Linked DNA regions of Homo sapiens: region 1 is linked to region 2. The links are chromatin loops, found by intact Hi-C in ENCODE. Cell type or tissue: left lung. All regions are shown on one strand. Each heading gives the region's core, and the rest is flanking DNA. Links, peaks and the distances in the headings are about the cores only.

The links. Peaks named below come from ENCODE experiments on the same cell type or tissue, not always from the same donor. Only the 100,000 strongest peaks of a DNase experiment are listed, where the experiment ranks them.
Region 1: it touches region 2 in a loop (5-fold over the local background); 3 of 110 quality-filtered maps call a loop at or near these places.

The regions. Positions count from the first base shown.
Region 1 is chr18:79,868,572-79,873,939 of GRCh38, forward strand. All of the region lies in intron 3 of KCNG2 (potassium voltage-gated channel modifier subfamily G member 2), which reads left to right. Among named protein-coding and RNA genes, the nearest start is that of KCNG2, 73 kb to the left of the region's middle. In left lung, for the core only: no CTCF peak of the experiment used is centred there; DNase peaks (open chromatin) are centred at 1,920, 2,650, 3,290, 5,050 and 4 weaker places; H3K27me3 peaks cover 1,122 bases.
Region 2 is chr18:79,817,466-79,822,833 of GRCh38, forward strand. The region is part of intron 1 of KCNG2 (potassium voltage-gated channel modifier subfamily G member 2); the gene reads left to right. Among named protein-coding and RNA genes, the nearest start is that of KCNG2, 22 kb to the left of the region's middle. RefSeq lists enhancers at 1-55, 2,433-2,572. In left lung, for the core only: no CTCF peak of the experiment used is centred there; DNase peaks (open chromatin) are centred at 862, 1,824, 2,066 and 2,590; H3K27me3 peaks cover 1,175 bases.

The DNA.
Region 1 (5,368 bases), core at 147-5,146, 51 kb after region 2:
GAGAATTGGCGTGTTGGTGACGTAACAAAACCGGAAGCCAGGGTGCTTCCAAGCGTCCAGCTGGGGGCTGGTGAAGGACGTCACCTTTTGTCCACTTGATTGATGGGATGTGAGAACCGTAAAATGATGGTGATTCCCGTGAGAAGATGCTCAGCCTCACTTTAATTAAATAAATACATGCTGAATCCCAGACAGTGCAAGTCCCAGCCCAGCTCAAGCCTCAGACGAGCCAAATCACTGGCTGACCATCCCAGGCCAGCTGCTGAGGGACGGCAGTGGGACCGTAACTCAGTGCTCCCTGGAGAGCACGTGGGTGCGAGCGCTTCAGTGCTGTTTGTCAGGACACGAGTTCTTGAGAACTAGGAGTCGGTGTTACTGACAGAATGTGAGCTCTCTGATGGGATGTGTGCGGGAGGCTGAGTCCAGCCACCACACGGGTCGGCTTCCACAGGGTTTCCCGCACGCACTGTGCTGTCCCAGGTGCAGGGGTGGGGATGCAGGAGCCGTGAGCACCCCTACACACAGCCCTGCAGACACTGGGGAGACCCCGAGCCAGAGTCCAGCTGGGACAGCCTCCCGGGTCTCCTGGATACCTCGGAGAATGAGGGAAGCCCAGGGTGCTGGTTGCTTTCAGTGCCCGCCCCGCGCTGAGTCTCCTGCCCCTGGGCTGCGACCTGCACAGGGGCAGTAGCTCCCTGTGGGGAGGGCTCGGCTCAGGGACCACGGAAACGCCTGGTCTGCTGCACACGGCGGGTGCGGAAGAAATAGGAAGCCTCAGTTATGTATGAGCAGGACATGCCCGTGCGTCCCCAGCAGTGCTCAGGACCTGAGAACCCGGCTTTGTCAGTGTGTGCTTGGCTCTGGGCTGCCTGGACTGGGAGCAGTTGTTGAGTCTGAGCCCACAGGGGACGCACTGGCCCACAGATGTGCTGGGACGGCCCTGGGGACCGGAAGGTGGACACCTGGACCCGCCCTGTGCTGTCCAAGCAGGCTCTGTCCTCTGCCTTCTCACGTGGGATCGTTCACTCCATTGCTGGGCCTTTCCCAGGAGAGAAAATCCGTTCTATCCCAAACCCACAGCATCTTCGTGGCCAGGCGTTAGGGTGATTTGCTCAACTGTTTATCTTGCCTGTGGCCACAGAGGTTACAAACCAAATCCTAAACATCTGTGGCCCCCAAAGTTATCCTGGATTCTCTGACCCTCAAAAAGTACATTCTAAACCCAAACACACCCACTGCACCCCCAACCTCGCCATCTTTCCTAGGAGAGGTCACCAGTGGTCACGACCTGCAGACACCTCAGCCGCCGCCACCACCACGCGGGACGGCCCGCAGCCGTGGCATGGATGTTTTAATCCAGGCTGTAGGGACACACACGGGTCTGAGGTCAGAGCTGGAGTGGGAGTTGCCACCCGTTCCCAGCTGGTGGAGGCTCAGCCAGGCAGGACCTCCCACCTCTGGGCCCCCAGCCACCTGGGGGTGGGCACCGCTCGTGCTCCCCATTGCCCTCATGGGACCTCCAGTGAGTCTGTGGCCTTCGGGAGTTTAGGCTGTGGACAGCTACTGGAGGAGGCCGAGCGACCTCTCTTCTCCCCACCGTCTGCTCCCAGACGAAGCCCCCCACGTCGAAGGCGCCCTGTGAACATACAGACGGGATCACGAGCTTCAGCTGCCGTGGGCCCTAATGGCTGCGGAATAATCGGCAGGGAGCGGTGTCTTCTGTCGTCTCTGACAGTGACAGGGCTTGATGATTGCAATGACGTGGTGTGGTTTTGGGGTCCCGTGGGCTCTCCATGGTCAGGATTGCACCAGTGTTGGCTTCCTGCTGGTGGATGTGGCCTGGTGACGCCCACCGTGAGGATCCAGAGGCTTTGGAGGGATGGGTGGTGGCAGTTTCCGTGCCCCCAGAGCTGCGCGCTCCCTCTGCGCTGGGCGGCTGCTGTGTGGCCTGGATGGTGTGAGCACCCACGGGCTGGCTGGAGGCCAGGACAGACTGTGCATCTGCTCACTGGAGACCTGCCCGCTGTTGGAGGTTTCTGGCTGGAGGTTGTTTTTCAAAATCCATTGCTTCCTTGTACATTCAGGCTGATTTTTGGCTCTGTGAATTGATTTTTTCTTTTAAACTCACATGATTAAATTGAGACCAGTATAATTAGTTATAGATTTCATGACTGGGATTTGAAGCATTGAATTCACTGAGAACATTTTTGCAACAGCTTTAAAAGCTGGTAGCCAAGTTTCTTCTGCACGTGGGCAGACGTCACAGACACCGAGTTGTGTCAGCTCACAGAGCGAGTTTTGTGGATGCCGAGTTGTGTTGATCAGGGTTCTCCAGAGGTGCAGGATGAAAGGGTGTGGCTGATTGGCAGGCGTCAGCTCACCCGGTCCTGGAGGCTGGAGGCCCCACGCTGCAGTCAGCACACCTGAGACCAGCAGAGCCTGGGTCTGAGTTCCAATCCAAAGACCAGCACCGAGAGACCAGAGCTGTGGTTTCCGTCGAGCCTGAGGCAGGAGGAAGGTCCTAGCCTGTGGCCAGGCAGGAGGAGTCCCTTGCACTGGGGAGGGTCAGCCTTCGTGTCAGGCACAGGCCTCCGGGGTCCGCCGTGAGGGTGTTCTGTCCACCTGCACCTGCGTGAGGCTAAGCCTTATGAGCTGACAAATCGCACCTCCCGCCTCCTGGCAGCGCAAAACGTGCTTGCGTCTGTCGCAGCCTGTCCTGTGGGGGACCCTTGGAGCCCTGAACGGCCTCATGGCAAGGATGGACATAGGGTGTGGACAGGACGTGGGGTGTGGCCTGTCCCTACAGCCGCAGGCAGAGTTGTCCTGGACCTGAGCACCAGCTGGCAGGTTCTGCGTTCAGAGCTGATTTCTTCAGAAAGAGCAGGCAGTGGGGCTCCTAGGGCAGCTGCTCTGGGCCATGGCCCCTTCCCATCCATGTGGTATAACAAGGGCTGTATTAGGGCCACAACAGATCCAAACTTGAGAATCTCGGGGGACGTCAGGCGGGGCTGACGTCTTGCGGCAGCAAGTCGAGTGGGCGGTGCAGGACCAGCCGGTGGCCCCCCGCGTCTGGGAGGCTCCCACACCACCAGTCTCCACCCAGGGGCAGTAGAGGGAGGGGAAGGCGGCCCCCTATGACGCCTTGGCAGAGCCTCTGCGTCCGTCTGCGTCCCGTTGGCCTGGACGTCTGCGGTGCAGAGGGGCCGGCATCACATCCTAACCCAGAGGCCACAGGCCTGAGCAAAGCTGCGGCTGCTCTTTACCAGGGAGGCAGGTGCCAGTCAGCAGCGTCTGCCACTGCGACATTGGCAGCAAATTCCTGCCAGCACCGAGTGAGGACCCGCAGCAGATGTGTCACCAGGGCCAGCTGCTCTGGGGCCGCACAATGCCACCGGACCAAGCTCTGGGAGGCGGGCAGGGCCCAGTGATGGCAACGCTCCTGCACGTGCGGCCGGCCGCACACCCCTCAGCCCTTGGCACCCCTGTGGAGGGATCAGAGACCCTGCAGAGGCTCGTGGAGGCCTGCAAACGGCAGGGCCTGGAAACTCCATGGGCAGGGGAGGAAGATAACAGGCTGCATTCTCTGCTCTGCTTCCTGCACAGATTTGATGGGGAAAACATCGAAGATTTGTGTTTTGGATTTTCACTTTAGTCTGGCAAAAAAAAAAAAAAAGCTAAAATCCCTGATATAAAAGCTTCAAAGCTTCAGTTTTTTTTTTTTTTTTTTTTTTTGAGATGGAGTCTCACTCTGTCACCAAGGCTGGAGTGCAATGGCGCAATCACAGCTTACTGCAATCTCCACCTCCCGGGTTCAAGTGATTCTCCTGCCTCAGCCTCCCGAGTAGCTGGGATTACAGATGCACCACCACGCCCAGCTAATTTTTGTGTATTTTTAGTAGAGACGGGTTTCACCATGTTGGCCAGGCTGGCCTTGAACTCCTGACCTCAGGTGATACACGCACCTTGGCCTCCCAAAGTGCTGGGATTACAGGCGGAGGCACCGCGCCCGGCCAATTCTTTTTCCATAAAATCCCTCCCAGGTCTCCGGTCTCTCTTCTTGCTGCAGTACGAGGCGCAGTTGCGGGCTGGCTTAGTTCTCAGACTCTGAGTGTGACTGGCGCTCCCATCCAGCTCTGGCTCTGACAGCGGCAGGGCTTGAAACATTCTCTCCATTCTGAGCCTGTTTCCTCACCAAACAAATGCAGATTCTTCAAAGCTGTTGAGATTAAGTTGAATAATTTACGTGCCTTGCTTTGGACAGTGCTCAGCACACAGAATCACACAGCGAGGTCTCTCTCCCCTTTTGCAAACGAGGGAAGCGAAGCCTCGTGTGGCCCCCTGTGTGGCGGCCGTGGGGAGGGTCTGTGGGGTGGGGACCGCCCCTCCGGGAGCCGGCGTGTGCTGTCCTCCTCTGATGACATAGCAGGAGTGGTCAGTGTGCAGAAATAGTGGGGAGGCTCACAAAAGGACCTGCTAGGAAGAAGCCAGGTAGCTCTGCCGGTTGGGCCTGGGGACAGGATGGGCAGCAGGGTGGGCCAGGGTGGTTTTGGAAAGACAGCACTCGGGCAGGAAAACAGGAATGAGAGTTCTTGCTTTGGGCCTCGGTCCCAGGCTTGAGGCCCTCTCGGGGGACCACCCTCTCCACCCAGCGTTTCTCGCCTCCTGTCCGTATCACTTGGGAGACTTCCCCTTTCTTCTTCGTGGACTTTGTTTTTTCCCAGGCTGTTGTTTTTCTCAGTTCTGTGCCCTGCAGGGGTCTCTGTGTGCTCCCCGCCTCCCCAGGCCTCCCCCACACTCCCGTTCCCTCTGTCACTCCCCGTGCTGGCCCACGGGTGCCGCTCCTGCCGGCCCCCCTCCCCCCCCCCCAGCCACCTCCTGTCAGTCTTCCCAGATCCTCTGCGTGGCCACCGGCCCCTCTGAGCACATCCAGCCTGCGCTTGGCCTGTATGCAGCTGTGAGGGGCGTCGGGGAGCCGGCCCTAGCTGTCCGGCCGTGAGCCCTGGACGGGAGCGTTTTCCTGGGAGCTGGCCCTAGCTGTCTGTTGGGGAGCCCTGGACGGGAGCGTTTTCCTGGGAGCCGGCACACCCCATGTCCTCAGTGTCTGTTCGCGGCATCTGAACTTTGCGATTTGGAAAGCAGGAGTCTGGGAGGAAAGCAGGGGAGGCCATGGAGCGGCCGCGGTTAGAGCTGGCAACAGTGTCCGCCTAGCTGCCTCACTGGGCCAGGAGGCGCCTGGGACTTGGCGGGGAGTGGATTTAGCCCAAAGAAGGCAGCAGCTGCGGTGTCCAGGTCCAGCCTGTGAGAGGCGCTGGCCTCGCTGCTGAGGGGACATCCTTGTCAGTGACATGCTCATGCTGAGGCCACTGAA
Region 2 (5,368 bases), core at 282-5,281:
ACCCATGGTTGTCACACACGTGTCACACACAGTTCTCACACACACAGTTGCTGCACATGATTATCACATACATGTGGTTGTCATGTGGTTTGCACATGGTTTGCACACACAGTTCTCACACAGATGGTTGTCACACCTGGCTGTCACACACGCGGGTTGTCACATGCATGTCACACACAGCTGTACTCTTGTCCCTGAGGGCACAGTCAGTGGAGGGGCAGCAGGCCCCATTCTGCCCTCCCTCCACACCTCCCACCTTCAGCTGCCCCTCGGTGGGAAAGCATGGTTTTTAGCCACAACCTCCTGTGGCCTCACAGCTTTGGTGGGCCCCACGTCGCCTTCCCCACTCACTCTCAGACCCTCGGACCTGACTGTGAGGACCCCTCTCTCATTCCTGGTTTGAGCCCGTGGAAGCCCAGGTCTCGGGGTGGGGGTGCCCTGAGGGTGCTGTGAGGTGGTGAATTGGGCTCTTTCCTGAGGTGCATGGGTGCAGAGAAAGGGGACACCCTACTGGACCTGCCACCCAAGGGCTCAGGGTGGGTGCTGCCTCCTCGCCAGGTGGGCAGGAGCCTGCCCCTCGCCCCAGGACAGACGGCCAAGGCCCTAGGCAGAACACAGACCCTGAGGCAGCACCTTCAGGCCAGGAAGAACGAGCCACAGAGGGTGGGTGTGGTGCCTGTCCTGGATCCATGTGTGGCTGCTGTGGCCACCCGGGAGAGGCAATGCGATCTAATAAGGAAGCTTGACTCATCAGATCGGGAGACACCACCCCCACCCTCCTCCCAGAAGGAGGCACAGATGGAAACAGCTGAGTGAGACCCCAGAGACCAGGTCACACTCGGGTGAGGAGCCCAAGAGGGGCGTGGAGGCTGGAGGCCCGGCCCATGCCCACCTTGGCCAGCCCGCGAGAGATGCGCCAGGGTCGACTGCAGACTCTCAGCCAGCCCCAGGGCGGCCCCTCCCTCCTCCCCCGCTGCCTGGCCCCCTCGATTTTTCTAGCAAATAAGCAACAGCACGTCAGGAAACTATCTTAACTGAGAATTATGTTCCTGAGACAGGTGATGAAGCTATTTTTAGAAGTCTGTCACAGTTAAATTCTATAAAAATTAAATGACCCCAGCCCATCAGTCGGGTCACCATGTATGACAGTCCCTCCCGCCAGCATCTCCGATGCGGAAACTGCTCGTTCAAGGGCTGGGCACTCTCTGGTCTGAAGATTTAGGATTAATAAGGAACCGCCCAGAAATCAGTTCGTACCTGCGAGAGACGTCCGTGTCCTGAGGCAGAAATGACTGGGAGGCACTTTCCAGCAGGGTGCTCCGTGGGGGCTTTGGGGCTGCTTTAGGGGAGACTCATTCCCAGGCAGCAAAGGGGGCCCCTGGCAGCTCCAGCCACCAGAAGCACCCGGCAGCCATGAAGAGCCGAAGGTCCGCAGGTCTGGCCGAGCACTGAGCTCGCCTGTGAGATGCGGCCATTGGTGACTAATGTCCGAGAGGCATCAGGACTCGACACAGTGCCCAGTTCTGCTGGGGGCTCCACAAACATTTGCGTGTTGAATGAGAAAACAGACATCTAAGAATAGCATCAGGAGATGAAAAAAACAAAAATAAGGGAAGAAGAAAGAGCAGAGAGACTCGTTCCGCAACAGCAGAGGAGGCAGCAGCTCCACGGTAGCTATGGGGTGATAGGACCCCTCTCACTGCTCACCAAGGCCGGCGAGGGCACCCAGGACGTGTCAGAGGGAGAAGGCCGGCAGCCTGCAGAGACACCAGGCAGGCCCTACCCGGGTGCAGCCCAGGACACCACGGAGCAGCTCAGGCGGGCCAGCCTCAGCCCAGCTGGCACAGGGAGGGCAGCCTCACCAACCGAGGGACCCTTCCTGGTGGCTGTACGGGTGAGGCTGAGCCTCAGGGCACAGATTTGGGGGTCTCTAGGGAGAGCTGTTGCTGCCAGGCCTGGGGTCCCCACAGCACCTGTCCCACCTGGCACCACCCTGGGCACCGGACCCTCCTGGCAGAAGGCATGCAGCTGGCACTCAGTGTCCCTTCAGATCGGGCTGTGTTGGGCCTGGGTGTCACCCATGGACAATGTTCACGCCGCGGGGTTTGTGTGAGCCCCGTCCTCCCTACAGGTGAGCTGAGCGCTCAGCCAAGGACCCGGCCAGGCCTCACAGCCAGCAGGCTGCAATAGAGGCCGTCCACCTCCCCTACGGCTCCTCGGTGTGACTGGGGTAAAATACACATCACCTAAGGTATTCCATTTTAACTATTTCAAGTGGACAGTTCAGTAGCATGAATTCCAACCGCCGTGCTGTGCAGGCATCACCACTTTTTGCCAAATTCTTCCATTGCCCTCAACAGGAAATCTGTAACCACTAAGCAGTAACTCCCCCATAGTGCCACCTCCAACCCCTGGTAAGGTCCACTCTGCTTTCTCTATGAACCCCGCTATTCTAGGGATTTCATGTAGGTGAATCACACAGTGCTGGTCCTCCAGTGTCCAGCTTCTCTCACTCAGCATAACGCTCTCCAGCTCCAGCCGCGCTCCGAGGAGGAGCTCCTTCCTTCTCCGAAGGAGGTGCGTGTCAGAACCTCCTCCTATTCTGTGTCTGGGCAGTGCCCTCGTGCAGGGTACCCCACACTGTGTGCGTCCACCCTCTGTTGGCGACACGTGGGCTGTCCCCATCATTTGGCTAATGGGACTGATGCTGCTCTGAACGTCGGCGCTTGTATCCTCTGTTTGAGTCCCTGTTTTCACTTCCTCCCCACCTTTTGGCTAATGGGGCTGATGCGGCTCTGAATGTCAGCACATGTATCCTGTTTGAGTTCCTGTTTTCACTTCCTCCAGGCATGTTCTTAGGAGGGAAATGCTGAGCCAGATGTTGATGCTGCTGCTTAACTTTTAGAGAGTCTGCCAAACTTCCACAGCAGCTGAGCCATTTTCCCATCGGCAATCCTGAGGGGTCCAGTATCTCCCATCCTCACCAGCACTCAGGATGGTCTGTCTTTCTTATTACAGCCATCCTGGCAGATGTGAAGCGATAGCTCATATCTGCATTTTCCTAATGATGAGTGATGCTGAGCATCTTTTCATCTGCTTGCCGGGCATGTGTGCATCTTCTTTGGAGAAAAGTCTGTTCAAATGGGTACAATGTACATTTTTTAAAAAAAGGCTATTCAAGTTCTTTGCCCATTTTATTTACTTATTTATTTAGAGACAGGGTCTCACTCTGTTGTCCAAGCTGGAGTGCAGAGGTGCAATCAGCCTCAACCTCCTAGGCTCAAGCAATCCTCCCACCTCAGCCCCTGGAGCAGCTGGGACTCCAGGCATGCACCACCACACCCAGCTAATTTTTGTATTTTTTGTAGAGAGAGGGTCTCGCTATGTTGCCAGGCTGATCTCAAACTCTTGGACTCAAGTGATCCTCCCACCTCAGCCTCCCAACGTGCTGGGATTACAGGTGTGAGCCACCATGCCTAGCCCCTTTGCCCATTTTTAGATTTGGTTGTTTGTCTTTAGTTACTGAGTTAGAGAAACTCATTATATGTTCTTGATATTAAGCCCTTATCAGATATGTGATTTGCAAATATTTTCCCCCAGTCTGTGGGCTTTCATTTTGTTGATAGTGTCCTCGGATGCACAGAAGTTTTTAATTTGAATGAAGCTCAGTTGATCTATTTTTATTTTGTTGCCTGTGCTTTTGATGTCATTTAAGCAACCATTGCCAAATCCAACATCATGAAGATTTGACCACATGTTTTATTCTAAGAGTTTTATAGTTTTATCTGTAAATTTTGGCCGTCAACCCATTTTTACTTGAATTTTTTTTTTTTTTTTTTTTTTGACAGAGCCTGGCTCTTGTCACCCAGGCTGGAGCACAGTGGCGCAATCTTGGCTCACGGCAACATCTGCCTCCCAGGTTCAAATGATTCTCCTGCCTCAGCCTCCCAAGTAGCTGGGATTACAGGCACCCACCACCACACCCAGCTAATTTATGTATTTTTAGTAGAGACGGGGTTTCACCATGTTGGCCAGGCTGGTCTCAAACTCCTGACCTCAGGTTGTCCACCCGCCTCGGCCTCCCAAAGTGCTGGGATTACAGGCGTGAGCCACCACGCCTGGCCTTTTACTTGAATTGTGTATATGGGGTGGGGTAGGGCTCAGCTGCACCCTTTTGTGTGAGCACATCCCCATCTTCCTGGTGCCATTTACTAGGAAGGGCCTCCTTCCTGAATTAAATGGTCCTGGCACTCTTTTCCCAAAATCACTTGATCATAGGTGTAGGGCTCATCTCTGGGCGTCCTGCTCCGCCCTCAACTGCCCTGTCTGTCCACAGGCCAGGCCATGCATCTTGATCGCCATAGCTTGGCAGCACCTTTGAGATTGGAAGTGTGAGGCCTCTATCATTGCCCTTCTTTTTCAAAATTGTATTGACTATTCGTGGTCCGTTAAGACTCCATATGAATTTTAGGACGGGCTTTTTCATTTCTGCAAAAAAGCACTGTTTTTTGTAGGCCATTCTAGAAGTGGGCTGAGTGAATGTGCCAGATGGGTTTGTTGTGAGGAAATCCCAGCACTGATATTTGGGGCTGGGATGTGAAGGCTTCAGTAAAACTTGTCAAATTCAGACTCAAGGTGCCTTTTGTACCATTGTCCTGGGGTTTAAGCAGGAAATGTTAGATTTTTAAAAGCTTTTTATTTGAACGATTTTTAGACTTATAGGAAAGTTGCAGATTCATAGAGGTTCCCATGTCTCCCACCCAGCTTCCTCCAGTGTTGGCAGAATGGTCCAGACCAGGGATTCCCACTGGCCCCGCCCTGGTCACTACTTTAAAACCCCACTCAGATGTCACCGCGTTCTTCATACTAGAGCCACGGTTCTGTCCAGGGCCCCTCACCATCGTTCCCATCATCCGTCTGTAATAGCTCTCCAGTTTGTTTTTCGTTTTTGTTTTTCACAATATTGATACTTTTTAAAGTTATTATTTTTTTGAGACAGGGTCTCACTCTGTCCCCCAGGCTGGAGTGTAGTGTTGCAGTCATGGCTCCCTGCAGCCTCAGCCTCCAGGGCTCAAGCATCCTCCCACGTCAGCCTCCCGAGTAGCTGGGGCCACAGGCGTGAGCCACCATGCCTGGCTAATTTTTGTAGAGATGGGGGTCTCGCTGTGTTGCCCCGGCAGGTCTTGAACTCCTGACCTCAAGGGATCCACCCACCCCGGCCTCCAAAGTGCTGAGATCACAGGTGTGAGCACCGTGCTGGGCCTTCAAACGTGTGCTGTGCTCACCCCGAGAGACTGGAGCCTGCTGCGTGTGGCTCTTCTAGTCTTTAGCCTCCGGATTTCATGGAAACACATTTTCCACAATTACC